3 separate regions of the Homo sapiens genome follow, and regions 1 and 3 are each linked to region 2. Evidence: chromatin contacts called from ENCODE Hi-C or POLR2A ChIA-PET data. All regions are on one chromosome and are shown on one strand. Each heading gives the region's core, a stretch centred on a gene start or an enhancer-like site at or near the end of the contact. The rest is flanking DNA. Distances are from core to core; before and after follow the strand shown. Region 1 holds the start of LINC01800 (long intergenic non-protein coding RNA 1800). Region 2 holds the start of LINC01805 (long intergenic non-protein coding RNA 1805). Region 3 overlaps PELI1 (pellino E3 ubiquitin protein ligase 1).

Evidence for each region. Hi-C counts contacts between places; a loop is a spot of excess contacts on that map. ChIA-PET counts read pairs that join two places held with the same protein, here RNA polymerase II (POLR2A). Pooled maps may share reads with other maps.
Region 1: a loop to region 2 is called in a pooled map, with 2.6 times the contacts of the local background. The contact joins the promoter of LINC01800 here to the promoter of LINC01805 in region 2. A Hi-C loop is called at or near these places in 6 of 50 pooled maps. POLR2A ChIA-PET finds 5 or more read pairs at or near these places in 2 of 52 experiments (Caco-2 and activated CD4-positive, alpha-beta T cell).
Region 3: a pooled map shows a loop between it and region 2 (2.3-fold over the local background). The contact joins the enhancer-like site here to the promoter of LINC01805 in region 2. A Hi-C loop is called at or near these places in 5 of 50 pooled maps. POLR2A ChIA-PET finds 5 or more read pairs at or near these places in 2 of 52 experiments (T-cell and activated T-cell).

Annotation. Positions count from the first base shown.
Region 1 is chr2:64,860,796-64,865,212 of GRCh38, forward strand. It overlaps LINC01800 (long intergenic non-protein coding RNA 1800), which reads right to left and starts at 2,836. Exons shown (of 5, transcript NR_110224.1): 1 at 2,619-2,836.
Region 2 is chr2:64,483,622-64,488,024 of GRCh38, forward strand. It overlaps LINC01805 (long intergenic non-protein coding RNA 1805), which reads left to right and starts at 2,732. Exons shown (of 3, transcript NR_147011.1): 1 at 2,732-2,809. RefSeq lists an enhancer at 444-1,643.
Region 3 is chr2:64,090,458-64,095,157 of GRCh38, forward strand. It overlaps PELI1 (pellino E3 ubiquitin protein ligase 1), which reads right to left. Exons shown (of 7, transcript NM_020651.4): 7 at 2,195-4,700. The coding sequence ends at 4,245. Among named protein-coding and RNA genes, the nearest start is that of PELI1, 52 kb to the right of the region's middle. Within about 2 kb of position 2,139, at least 3 of the 41 ENCODE cell types and tissues checked have a DNase peak (open chromatin) inside an H3K27ac peak, as active enhancers do.

The DNA.
Region 1 (4,417 bases), core at 1,586-4,085, 380 kb after region 2:
ACAGAATGTACAACAGCAAAAGTAATGTAAAGTAAGAATAAAGCATTCACATCAATGTAAACTGTGGACTCGGGGTGATAATGTGTCACTTAGGTTCATCAATTGTAACAAATGCTGGTGGGGAATGTTGATAGTGGGGGACACTGCTCCCAGGAGGGTGGATATATAGAACTCTGGATTTTCCACTCAATTTTGCTGTGAATCTGAAACTACTCTAAAAAGTATTAAAAATTAAAAATATTTAATTAAAAAAGCCACAAATCACCCCTCCTAATGTCATCTGTCACCCTCCTAGTCACTTCCCCCAACCCTTGATTATTTTAGTATCAGGCTCTATCTCCTTTCATATCATCATTTTTGGTGACTTCAGCATCTATGCTGATGACCCACCCAACACTCCGATCTCTAAGACTGTTAATATCCTTAGCCCTAGCAGAATATTCCTCCTGCCCTGCCTCAGCCTCCTGGTCATATGCTAGATCTTGGAACCATGAATGTCTACACCATCTCTAAACTCTCAGATCCAGAGATCCCTTCACCTATCAGTCCTCCAGGTCACTTACTTTAGTTCTTGGACTCAGCAATTTTCCCATCTCAGACCTCTATTCCATGACTCTCCTGTTTTCTCATGACATCTCTCCCCTCAGGCCTTCGTTCTCAGCCAGCTGAGAACTGAAACTCCATGCTCCAGCACACAAAATCTCCCTGGCAAACACTCCTACCTTCCTTGCTCTGGTCTCTCTCCATTGTATTCACTGGGCGAAAACCCAGCTGTGGTTAAATCAAACTGTTTACTTCACACCTGCACCTGAGCAATTGAACACCACTAAAGAAAATCGGCCAGCTACTCTGGATGGACTCAATTCAAATTTCTGGCCATAAATTTCAAACAGGCATTTGAACTGTTGGACAATCCTACTACAGTTACTTAGAAAATTCCTTTTCCCTCTCCGCAGTGCAATAATGTCACACTTTCTCCTCTCTCTGCATATTCTCAACTCCCCTTCCTCTTTCATTCTCACTGTAACCTCAGACTATCCTTCATAGAGAAAGTAGGTACGATCTGTTGCCGGATCTTCCTACCTCCCTCCAAAGCCACCAGAATGCCTATAGCTCTGCATTCTCTCCACCCACCACCCATGGCCGAGCCCTCCATCTGTGCCCTGGGCCCCATCCCCTTTTGCCAGCACAATTATCCCCTTTCTGTTGTGTTCATCAATTTCTTCCTTCCTACCAGAGCCTTTCCATGGAAGTTAAATGGGACTTAAAAAGCTCTAAAGCCTTAGCCTCATATCCCCTTCTTGCTATTATACCATGTTTCTGCCCCTCTTTAGAGTGACTGTTCCTGAAAGAGTTGTCTACACACTGACATCTCCACCTCCACACTTCTCATTCTCACTTCCACCCACTCCAACTGGGCTTTTAGCCCTAGTTGTCTGTTTTAATAGCTCTTATCAAGGATGCCAATGACTGACATCTTAAGGTCACATTGGTGGCCAGTTCACCATCCTCTATTCATCTGGCCTGTCAGTGGCACTGAATGCGTTTGACCACTCTCTCTGTGGAAGACTGAATTATGGGTCCTATTTCTTGTCCTGCCTCACTCTATCCCTATCCCCTTCAATCCGACTCTGCAGTCCCTCCCGCTAGATGTAGACTATACTGTACTTTCTTGCCCCTTGACTTTGGGCGTGGCTGCATGACCCCTTTTGGCCAATGGAATGTAGGAGGAGGTGACATGGTGCCAGTTCCAAATCTAGGTCTTTAGAGGCATTTTATGTTTCCACCTGCTTTTTTGTGCCTATTATCACCATGGGAGAAAAATGTGCCCTAGCTGGCCTGCAGGTACAAAAAGAGTGAGGGACATGTATGCAGAGCAGGCTCAGCCCAACGGTGGCTTAGAGCTGCCCAGCCAACATCAGCCTCATCTAGCCAACCTCCAGCTGACTCACAGCTTTGTGAATCAAATAAATATTTACTGTTATGCCATTGAGATTTTTGTGGTTGTTTGTTACCTAGCAATAGCAGACTGATACATCCTCTTTCTCAAAATACTTCCTTTGCTGAGTTCCTTGTAATCACCATCTTCTGGTTTTCCTCCAGTGTCATGGGCTGTCTTCCTCAGTCTGCTCTGCTGGGTTTTCCCCTACCAGATCTCTAAAGGTTGGAGTGGCATCAGTCTCAGCCATCTGCTACCTTCTTTCTTGACTCTCTCCCTAAGTGGAATTATTCTGGCCTACTGCTTTGAAGACTACCTACATGCTGGTTCTCAAATTTAAATCTGAACTCCAGACTCAAAGCTGTCTACACATATTTACCTGATGTCTGATAGGTCTTGGCATGGCCCAAACACAATTATGGATCCACCTCCTACCCCCAACATAGGACTACCCAGTTAGTCCTGGGTCAGATCATCAGTAAGCCTTATCTATTCCCACCTCCAAAACTGACCCAGAAACCAGTATCACATCTCACCATCTCCATAGCCACAACTGTGGTTTTTAAAATCTCCTCCTGCCAGGACTTTTGCAATAGTATCTTAACTGTTTTCTTCACTCCCCACCTTCTAACCCTCCAAAGGCTTCCCACTGCAACAAAATAAAACCCACACTTCTTACCTTGATCCATGAGGACTCAGCTACCTATGTTCCCAAGGCCCCTCTATTCTTCTTGCTCACATTGCTCCAACCACGTTGGCCTTCACGGTGTTTCTTAAGCATAAGGAGCACATTTCTGCCTCAGGGCTTTTGTTTTTACTTGCCTTTCTGCTTGCAGCACTCTTCCCCAGATCACCACATGGCTGCCTCCTTCCCACCCAGAAGGTCTCGAATGCCACCTCCTCAAAGAGACCTTCCCTGGCTAAATAAAACAGCACCCATCAACCTACCACACACACGGATGCACCCACATGCACACACACACACCCCTCTACCACAATACTCTAGTTTAGCTTCCTTTTTTTGTTATTTTTAATTTTCTTTTGCAGAGGCAAAAGAAGACACTTGCTGCCCAGGCTGGTTTTGAGCTCCTGGCCTCAAGTGATCCTCTTGCCTTGGCCTCCCAAAGTCCTGGGATTATAGGCGTGAGCCATGAGTCTACTCTGTTTCTCCCATTAAAATATAAAATCCTTAAGAACAGGTATTTGTCTCAGTCTCTGATGTATTACCAGGGCCTAGAACATGTCTTGTACATAGTGGACTTTCAATAAATGCTTGTTGATTGACTGACTGATGCTAGAACTGAATAGAGAAGGGATACAATTGGCTAGATTGTGAACATGGGAATGAATGTCCCAGGAAGGCAACTGCAGAAAGGCTGGAGAATTCAAGATACAGTATATCCAAGGGGTTATGAGGGGCCAGGCTGGCTACAGGAGAGAATTCATGGGGAATGAGGGAAGAAACTTCTGCATGGTGGAAAGACTTAAATGCCATCACTCCCAGTCATTGGAGATCGTGGGTGCCCCTGAGGGTTACAGATCAAGGACGTGATATGTTGAAAGCACAGGTTTTAGGATGATTAGTAGGGTTGAAAGGTATGCATTTCTGAGTGTCCTTAACTATGTGTCTTCCCTTGGGATCCCAGAATTTTAGAAGACAAAGACATCTAGAAGAATCTGAGAGCCCAGGGGAGCCAGAGAGATTGGTCCCCTTGGATTCCAGATGCAAGAAGAAGCCATTACCCAACCTTTCAGGGACCGATACTGAGTTCCCGGTTCAGGAAGTTCTCCCTGTGTAATTAAGGATTTGCCAAGCGCACAGCCGGCATTCATACACACGTGTTAACGAGCTGGTGCCCCAGTGTCCCTGGGCTCCCTTATACCCTCCCCCGACACACACACACACACACACACACACACACACACACACACACACACACACACAGTTGCTTTCATGTACCCAGTGGCTGAACACAAGCTTCCCCATACCCCCACCCCACGGATGCATCTCTAACCCAGCTACTTGCCTTCCCAGCCCCCTCCACCCAATTCTATTGTCAGGGCTGAACAAAAGGCCCAAGGCATCCTGGGTTAAAGGATTTTTAACTCTGCCAATCCCAGGAGGCTCCAACATGAAGCAGCTTCCTGCTGGAGAAAAGTGACTGAGACATCTCCCCAGGCGACAGGGGAATTTTTTTTTTTTTTAATCTGGTCTGAAAAACAGAACCTAGCCGCCAATCAGACACTCCTCCCCCCAGGACCCCACCCCGGAGACCTCCCAGCAGTCAAATGGGCCTTGAGGTCTCTTTCCTGATGACTTCTATTTGCAGGCGTCAGGCTTGTTGCTTCCCACGTCCCCCCCGACCCCCATCAGACCGGACTCTGGCTCTCCTCTCCTCCCGCACCTCCCCCACCCCGCCCTGTGCCCGGTGGCTGCCCCCGGCGCACGGACAGTGCCCCCTCCGCCTCTCTGCTCCC
Region 2 (4,403 bases), core at 1,482-3,981:
CAGTTTCTATGGGTAAGGAGTCACCCAGCTCAGGGTCTCTCCCAAGACTGCAATCAGTGTTTGCCAGAGCTGTCTTCATCTCCATGTTCGGATAGGGAAGTATCCATTTCCAAGCTCGCTCAGTGGTTATTGGCAAGATTCAGTTCCTTGTGGACTATTGGATTGAGGGTCTCAGTTTCTTGCTGGCTTTGGCCAGAGGCAACCCTCAGTTCCTTGCCATATGGGCCTTTCCATAAGGCAGCTCACAATGTGGGAGGTGGCTTCCTCAGAGTGAGCAAAGGGGAGAGAGAGAGAGATCACAAACTTTTGTAAAATAATCTCAGAAGTGATATCCCACCACTTTCCTCATATTCTACTCATTAAAAGTGACTTACTAGGACCATCCCACACTCACAGGGAGATTACATGCAGGCTTGATAACAGAAGGTGGTGGTGATCACTGGAGACCACCTTAGAAGGCTATCTCATTGCCTTTCTGATAAGAGCAACCCTCCTTCTTCTGTAAAACCACATATGATTCTTGTGGGGCTGCTCTCTGTAACACCTGCCACTCCCACCCCATTCCCACACTGAAATGGCCTGAGATCCAGGTCTGGTGGATTATCATAGCACATCTTGTAGCCACAGTGATTGGTCCAAGATGGAGCCATGTGACCCAAGCTTGGCCAATCAGAGCCTTTCCCTGGGATATATAGCAACAGGGAGCGAGACGTTTTCTCTTTCATCTGAAATAACTAACATCAGATGTAAGCTTGGGGTTTCCCATGGCCCTATCTTTCAGGAACCATATAAAGAAATTGGGCCGGGCGAGGTGGCTCACACCTGTAATCCCAGCACTTTGGGAGGCTGGAGTAAGTGGATCACTTGAGATTAGGAATTCAAGACCAGGCTGGCCAACATGGTGAAACCTCATCTCTATTAAAAATACAAAAATTAGCCAGGCGTAGTGGCGCAGACCAGCAGTTCCAGCTACTCAGGAGGCTGAGGTGGGAGAATCACTGGAATCCGGGAGGCGGAGGTTGCAGTGAGCCAAGATCGCACCACTGCACTCCAGCCTGGGTGACAGCGAAAGACCCTGTGTCATAAAAAAAAAGAAAAAGAAAACAAAAGAAAGAAATTAATTTCAAGTACACCAGGAACAATTGAGGCCATCATATTCTGAAGCAGAGATAAAAGATTTGAGATTAAAGAGAAAGTGCAAATAAACTAGTGACATTTTCCTGAATCCTGGATGCTGCTTTCACCCCCCAAAGCTAATGTATCTCCCTTTTTCACTTGAGATAATTTAAATTGGGTTCTGTCACTTGCAAGAAAAAGCATCTTGATCAACTTAGCTACAGTTTTTGCATCTACAAAATCAAGGAGCTGAACTAAATGATTTCCATGTTTTTTTCATATTTCAAGTTCTAAGATTCTGACTTAAAATGTCTGATTTTTTACTAAGAAATAGATTTTTTTAAAAGCGAGGAAAGAGCAGGAGAAGCAGCCTGAAAGAAAAGGAATGCAGAAGAGGGAGACAGGGTCACTCCTGGGACCAGTGAGAGCCAAAGACCAACTCTGCCTGCTGCATGATTTAGACAAGACTCCCGATTTTAACTCAGGACTGTAAGAGTGCCCTGCAAAAGGACTCACGCCTCTAGTGATCCCAGGTAAGGCCCACACATAGGTTTCTCTGACATGCTGTTGGAGTCATGATGACACAGTAGTTGAGGGCATGGGCTTTAGAGGCTGCTGCCCCTGGATTCAATGATTATCATTTTCATCACAGCATTTACTGAGCGTTTATGACATACCTGGAAATATCTCAAGACCCAGCCTCTTCACTTACTAGCTATGTAACCTTAGGGAAGTGACTTAACTGCCACAAGCCTCTGCTTCCTCATCTGTAAAATGGGTGTCATAATAGTTTACTTCTCACAGGGATGTTGTGAGGATTCAATGAGTCAAGAACAGTATCTGGCACGGGCTCAAGCATCAAGAACAGTATCTGGCACGGGCTCTTCCTAAAATGTTCCTCCTTGCCTTTTACACACAGCTCAAATACCAAACATCCACAAAACTTCCCCAATTGTACTCCACCTCCTCTGTCTCCCCCGAGCACTTTGTTCCTGCCTGCTGGCTTTCTTTCTGCACACATTATTTAAGAGGTAGAATGATCAGGATTTCTAGCTCTGTATTTCATTCACCTGCTCACAAATCTATCACCTGTGTGGCTCACCATACCTTATCTTTGGGTTCCTGAAGCGTTGGTCAATGACAAACACACAGGATCTCAACAAATTTAAATGGATTGAGTAAATAATATTCAGCCATCTCTCAAGATCAAAGCAGACAGTATGATCAGTAGTACGTGCCACACCTTTTGGTTTCACCACCTCAGTGAGCATTAAGGATTTTTGTCAGGCGAAACTGATGTGTGATTGTAAAGCTGCTCCTCACATGAAACCACCAATTGCTCAAGCTAAAAGTAACAATTCCTCACAGCTGGCAGGCCAGCCCATCTGCAACTGGCCGTGGAGCCTGTGTTAACGGGTGCGGTGCTGCTAGTTTGGAAGCTGACCAAAGAGACAGTAAACACAAAGGTTGCCTGGGTGCATAAATACAAAACGAGCTCCTCCTTGCCTCATCCCCGAAACAGGCCAGTCACAGCATCAGGGACTCCACAAGTGTCTACTTGTCAGCTCCTGTCAAGTGCAACGGCAAGGACCTACCACCCTCAAGCTGCAGATATTAAGGATGAAATTGCAGGAGCTGCGGTTTTATAAGAAGCCAAACATTGTGTGCATTCAGAAAAAGATATTTTTCTAAGGTGAGTACATGGCAAGGTCATGTATACGGAGAGGAAACATTTCCCCACTTCTGGCTAAAAGAAAATGTGTTAAACGTGTTCACCCGGCTAACTACAGAAAGAACCTCTGGGGACAATCTGGTATGCCGCATGAGACTGACCATGTGGCACCTCATTTCTCATTAGTGCAAATCTTAGGGAAGCAGTACAAAGTGCTTTTGAACCTATAAGGGAAATGAGACGGATAACTGGCTGGGGTGGCATGAAGTTTTCTAAGTAAATAGTGGAATAAAATGTATGAATATAATTTTTATTCCCTTGTGTTGATTAGAATTCAACTCGAGGGCATGGTAAGGCTTACAGGATCACAATGGTGATCTCTCAAATGACTGGAATTTTTTTAAAAAAAACTCTCTTATTCTCAATTCCTCTTTTCTATCTGTGTGTTTTTATTAATTCACTCATTTATTTATTTGTACCCTATGCCATTCCTGAACGCAATGCAGCCTTATGCTCTGCAGGCACTGGGGAACTGACAATGGCTTTTGAGCAGGGCAACTACATGATCAGACATGAATTTTAGATGATCTGGAATCAGCGTTGAGGATGGAACTAGAGAAGACAGAGGTTGGTAGTCCTCCAGATGAGTCCTGACTAGATACCATGAAGGAGAGAAGACACATTATTTAAGAGGCAGAATGATCAGGATTTCTTGACTGGGTGACTGTGGACAGTAGCAAAACAGTGAAAAAATAACTAGAAAGTGACTTTTTCCATGACTTTGTGAATGATGACACTAACTCAAGCAGATTGACAATATAGGAAGTGGACCAGTTTTGGAGTATGGGTAGTAGAAAGCTCGAGGAAGTGCTTTAGAGAAAGGCGCCATATAATGATGCTAAGATTTCAATTCTCTGTCAAGTTGCCAGTGCAGGTGACAGAACATGTGGCTAATGAAGGTCTACTCTTGCTCCCTGTGGGCTGATTGCCAGCTGCACCCTTTGAAGTTGTCCTACATCCTCATCATGCCTGATGGTGACCGCTAGGCTCACTAGAGGAACTTTGAGAGAGTGTGGAAATGGAACAGTACAAGCCCAGAGACATCCTTAGGGACCCAGCCAGAAGGCCTCTCCTACCGATGGGATGGTGGGATTGGAGCAGTGCCAGTTTTGCTTCTTCTTAATTTTTGAAGGGTGGGCAGAAATCTATTGCCAGTGGAACACTGAGTATGCAAGGGTAGATGACCTCACAACTAGGGTGACTGTCCTCAGGCCCTGCCTTGAGTACTGTCTCCCAGTCTGTCTTCACAGCTCGAGGAATGGATCAGGGAGAAGAATCCTCCTTTCCAATCATCCTAGTCTCTCTCTTTCCCCCCAGACACCTTCTATCTATCTCGGAGCCTCTGCTGCTCTTTCTGTATCCCTGGAATGACTTCCTTTTCTACACTGGGTGAGTCTCTGAGCTGGGATACTTCCTGGAAGGGAGAGCCGTTATCTGCTGGAGCAGTCAGCTGTGGACTCGCTAGGCTGTGTCTATGACTGCTGCACAAATAGAAGGATTTCGTTCAGCTTGGGAATTTTTTGTGTATTCTTTACCTATTATCTCATCTTGTTTC
Region 3 (4,700 bases), core at 889-3,388, 390 kb before region 2:
CAGCTCTTTTAGAGCTTTATTCAAATACCACCTTCCCAGTGGGGCTTTCCCTAGCCTTCCTGTTTGATATTGCAAACACTTCTCCTCCTGCCCCAGCATATGACATTTTGCATCTGCATCTCCTCTTTCTACTTTATTTGCCCCCTCAGCACAGTTCACTATCATATTGTATATATACATATATTTACTTTTTCTTGCTTATTTCTATCTTGTACACTAGAATACAAACACGATGAAGGCAGGGATTTTTTTTTTCCTGCTATATCACCCGGTTTAGGACAGGGCTTGGCACACAGTGGGTATACAAAAATCTGTTTTAAGAAAGCAGAGGCCGGGCGTGGTGGCTCACGCTTGTAAATCCAGCACTTTAGGAGGCCGAGGTGGGTGGATCACTTGGGTCCAGGAGTTCGAGACCAGCCTAGCCAACATGGCAAAACCCCGTCTCTACTAAAAATACAAAAATTAGCCAGGTGTGGTGGCCGGCACCTGTAATCCTAGCTACTTGGGGAGGCTGAGGCAGGGAGAATTGCTTGAAGCCGGGAGGCAGAGGTTGCAGTGAGCCGAGATCACACCACTACCCTCCAGCCTGGGCGACAGAATGAAACTCCGTCTCAAAAAAAAAAAAAAAAAAAAAAGTAGATAAAATTTGAGGATAAAACATTAAAGAATACTTATATAAGAGTAATTCTGAAAGTGGGGGTGACAGACAGAATAACAGAGTTCAGTGATGCAGAGTTTTGCTGTTCTGATTTGCTATAGGGCAGTGCTTAGAGAAAACAGAGAAGGGAATGGAACATAGGTTTATTAACCAGTGGTCTCTAAAGTGTGGTAGCACAGCAGGGTGTGGTGGCTCAACACCTGTAATCCAAGCACTTTGGGAGGCTGAGGCAGGAGGATTGCTTAAGAGCAGGAGTTTGAGACCAGCCTGGGAAATCTAGTCAGACGGCGTCTCTACTGAAAATGAAAAAAATTAGCCAGGAATGGTGGTGTGTATCTGTAGTCCCAGCTACTCAGGAGGTAGAGGTGGAAGAATTGCTTGAGCCTGGGAGGTTGAGGCTGTGGTGAGCTGTGATTGCACCACTGCAGTCCAGCCTCGGCAACAGAGCAAGACCCTGTCTTAAACAAAAAAAGAAGTGGTAGCACAAGATGATCCATTGCAACGAAGGGCCAAAGTGTTAGAGTTATGTTGAGCTTATAACCTTAGAGACATAATAAGTGGACTTTCACCAGTGCCCTCAGTCTGGGTCAGACGGGAAGAGTGAAGTGGGACACTCAAATGTTAGAAGTAATTAATCCTAGCACTTTGGGAGGCCAAAGTGGGCGGATCACAAGGTCAGGAGATCGAGAGCATCCTGACCAACATGGTGAAACCCTGTCTCTACTAAAAATACAAAAACTAGCTGGGCATGGTGGCGGGCGCTTGTTATCCCAGCTACTTGGGAGGCTGAGGCAGGAGAATGGCGTGAACCCGGAAGGTGGAGCTTGCAGTGAGCCGAGATCACGCCACTGCACTCCAGCCTGGCGACAGAGTGAGACTCCGTCTCAAAAAAAAAAAAAAAAAGAAGAAGTAATTACATACTTACATTATTATTTATTCCTACCCTGCTTTACATGTACTAGAAGACTTTTACATGAGGGAAGTAAGCAAAGAAGGTTGCAAGAGGATAACCTAGTAAAAGAACTCTGATGTCTGAATGGCTTCCCTTCATGTCTTGCTTCATTACCCTAACATTTTAGATAAAGGGAAATTTAATTCCTTGAACAAATTAAGTAGCATTTAAATATAAAGATTACTTTGATAAAAGAGTTAAGCCATAAAGATTATCTTTCTTGAGAATGCATTTAGAAGACCTAAATACAACTTTTTCTCCTCCTTGGCCAGAATACTGACATTCCCTTAATACAACTAAGTAAAAGTGTTCTATTAGGCCATGACAAAATAACAGTTCTGCTTGAACAGCAAACACCCAACTGATCATTTAAATTGCCTGAATTTTTAAAACTTGAATTTGATAGAAAATGAGCCAGGTTTTTCCCTGTTAGAAGAGATTGTTTTTACCTGTTAGAAGAAAATGCAGGCAACTTTGGGAAGGACGTGCAACTTTTATGGTTACGAAGCCACTATTTAAATAGTCTAACATGCAACTTACAGGTGCCAACTCCCTAGCAAGGCTTAACTTAGAAAAGGCCTCAATTATTCAACCACTAACAAAGTTCCTTTATTAGTAAGAGATGCTTTTAAAAAAGAACCAGATACTTTAAAGTGTTACATTAAATGCAAACTCTTCATCTATTTCAAATGAGTATTTTTGGAGTGTGGAATAGAGTTGTTCACAGTTTTCACTTCTGGTTTCTCATTCTCGATTATGCAAAAATGAACTCACAGAGACGAATTCAATTATGTATTTTGAAAAGTATTTACTTAGTTTAAATAAATTAATTGCAAATAAAAATTAAGCTACAATATATAGCCTGAATAAAAATGACTAGAACAAATACAACACAGGACTTGCTTTCTTGCATTAGTCACAAAGCATGTGACAATCTAGAAAACTTCAAAATCAATTACATTTCTTTGAAAAAGGGGTAACAGCAGTTACTGATACATCACAACTAATAAACTTATAATACAAGTTTCCTGACATGCATTTCCTGAGTGAACCCAAATGATCATTTTTTAAAACAAGGAAGTTTCGACAGTTGAAGTAAAATAAAATAATTCATGGCTTCTAAGCAACAAGTTTTGTTTTTTAAAAACCAAAAGAAAATTCAGAACAGTTTTGTAATAGGATAAATTAAAGGTATGCTACCACATATAAAACTTTGCTACAGTCAGTTAAGTATTATACAACTTTTCAAACTAAAGGAAAACAAATCAAAATATTAAAAGAAGATACTGTCTAATCTAAAAGTGTACTGGTTTCTACAAGTGTCAAAAAAAGATTTGATGTAGTGCAACTGTCTATACTTGTGGTGCCTTTGAAAAAAGGGTGGGAAGGAGGGGAGAGAAGAAACTTTTCTTGCTTCTGGAAGCAAAAGACATATTGGAATTAGAGAATAAACAGACCATGCAGTGCGTCACTCCACGCTGCAGTCATTGGTGCTCATCTGCCAACCAAACATTTCCTTAAGTCTCACTGTGGCAATCTCCTTAGGATTCAAACCCAGAGTTAAGGCTGGTCTGCTAAAAACGGGGGCACTATTGTCATTCAACCCTTTAGATCTCTAGATTTCCTAATGCCCGAATAAGGCCAAATACAGAATAATTAATTAAGCATTTCTTTTTCCAAAAGCAAATCAAGTCACTCTCCTTTCTTGCTAATTTATACTTTTTCTTATGGCAATGATTTTTTTCTAGAAACAGTGAACAGATGAACCACAGTTTATATCCAAAAAATAAACTTGCCAAATGCTGCTGATACTAAAAACAGATTAGTTATCATGGGAGAAAAATAGATAATCTAGATTAAATTGCATATCCAAAGGAGCATATAAAATGTTTCTTAGCATTAAGTTTTTGTTATAGTACTACGCTCGAGAGAAACATTAAGAAAAAATCTTTCCTGATTATCTTCAATGTTGTTAAAAACAAACACCTTTCACGCGGGTAATTAGTATGAATTTGGTCTTACAAATTACAAAGTATTCTAATTTACCAAATTCCATATTTAGATTGGGGTGGGGAGAGAGGCTCTCTCGTCCTTCTTCCTAACTTTGCAAATCCTTGAGCTAGGTTGCTCACTAAGCTACCATTCACACCAAGGGTGTGACACCATCGTTACCATGCTACTCTATCAAGAACATTCTAAGGTATTTTCTATAATAAAGATAAATAGAAAAAAGTTAATATACATGTCGCTGTATTTTACAATGTTTGCAACAAACTGTAAACTAACATAGTTTGAACCAACAGTACCCTCAGTTATACAAAACAATTTCAGCACTGAGGATAGGTGATTCAAAAACACTAAAAGGAAGGCATCAAATTAGACTATGTCTTTTTCTCCTCAAAATATATTTTCAAAACTCAGAATTCAGAAGACTGATACTTTCAGAAATTCCTTTGCTTGAGTTTCCCAGATTTTTGCTCAGAAATTGCTACTATTTATTATAAATGTTTTAAAAAATTCTTCATCTTAATGCAAATGACCAGAGCAGAAAAACTGTGACGTGGACAACAGGTTCGAAAACCCAACTCACTTAGCTTATAAATTTATAATGTAGTCCTGCAAGACAATGGTCTGTTAGTCTAGAGGTCCTTGAAAAATAAGTCTGATGTAGCCTTGTTCACCAGCCAACTGATGTGCACAAAAGGGACAGGCTGCATGAAAAGTATGAGTACCATGAGGAAGTGGGATCTGGGACCAATAGGCAGTTGTCTTTTCTGAACACACATGCCCACACGGGCTAAACGCATGGGTTGGAGGGCCGGCGTCCACATAAAATCCAGCTTCACATCCAAGCCACAGAGGAACATAGGGACCAACAGACCTACACATAGGACATTCACGATCTTTTCCATCACGTTCTTCTTTGTTTCCCCAGTTATGATAGCCATGTACATGGCCGCAGTTTAGATATACCCATGGTTGTTTTTCATCTACAACGTCTTTCCTCTTCATACTAGGAAATGCTAGTGTGTTGAACCCTACAGGGCACTGAGGTCGTGCTGCATTGATTTCCTGTCTTAAAGCTTCTAA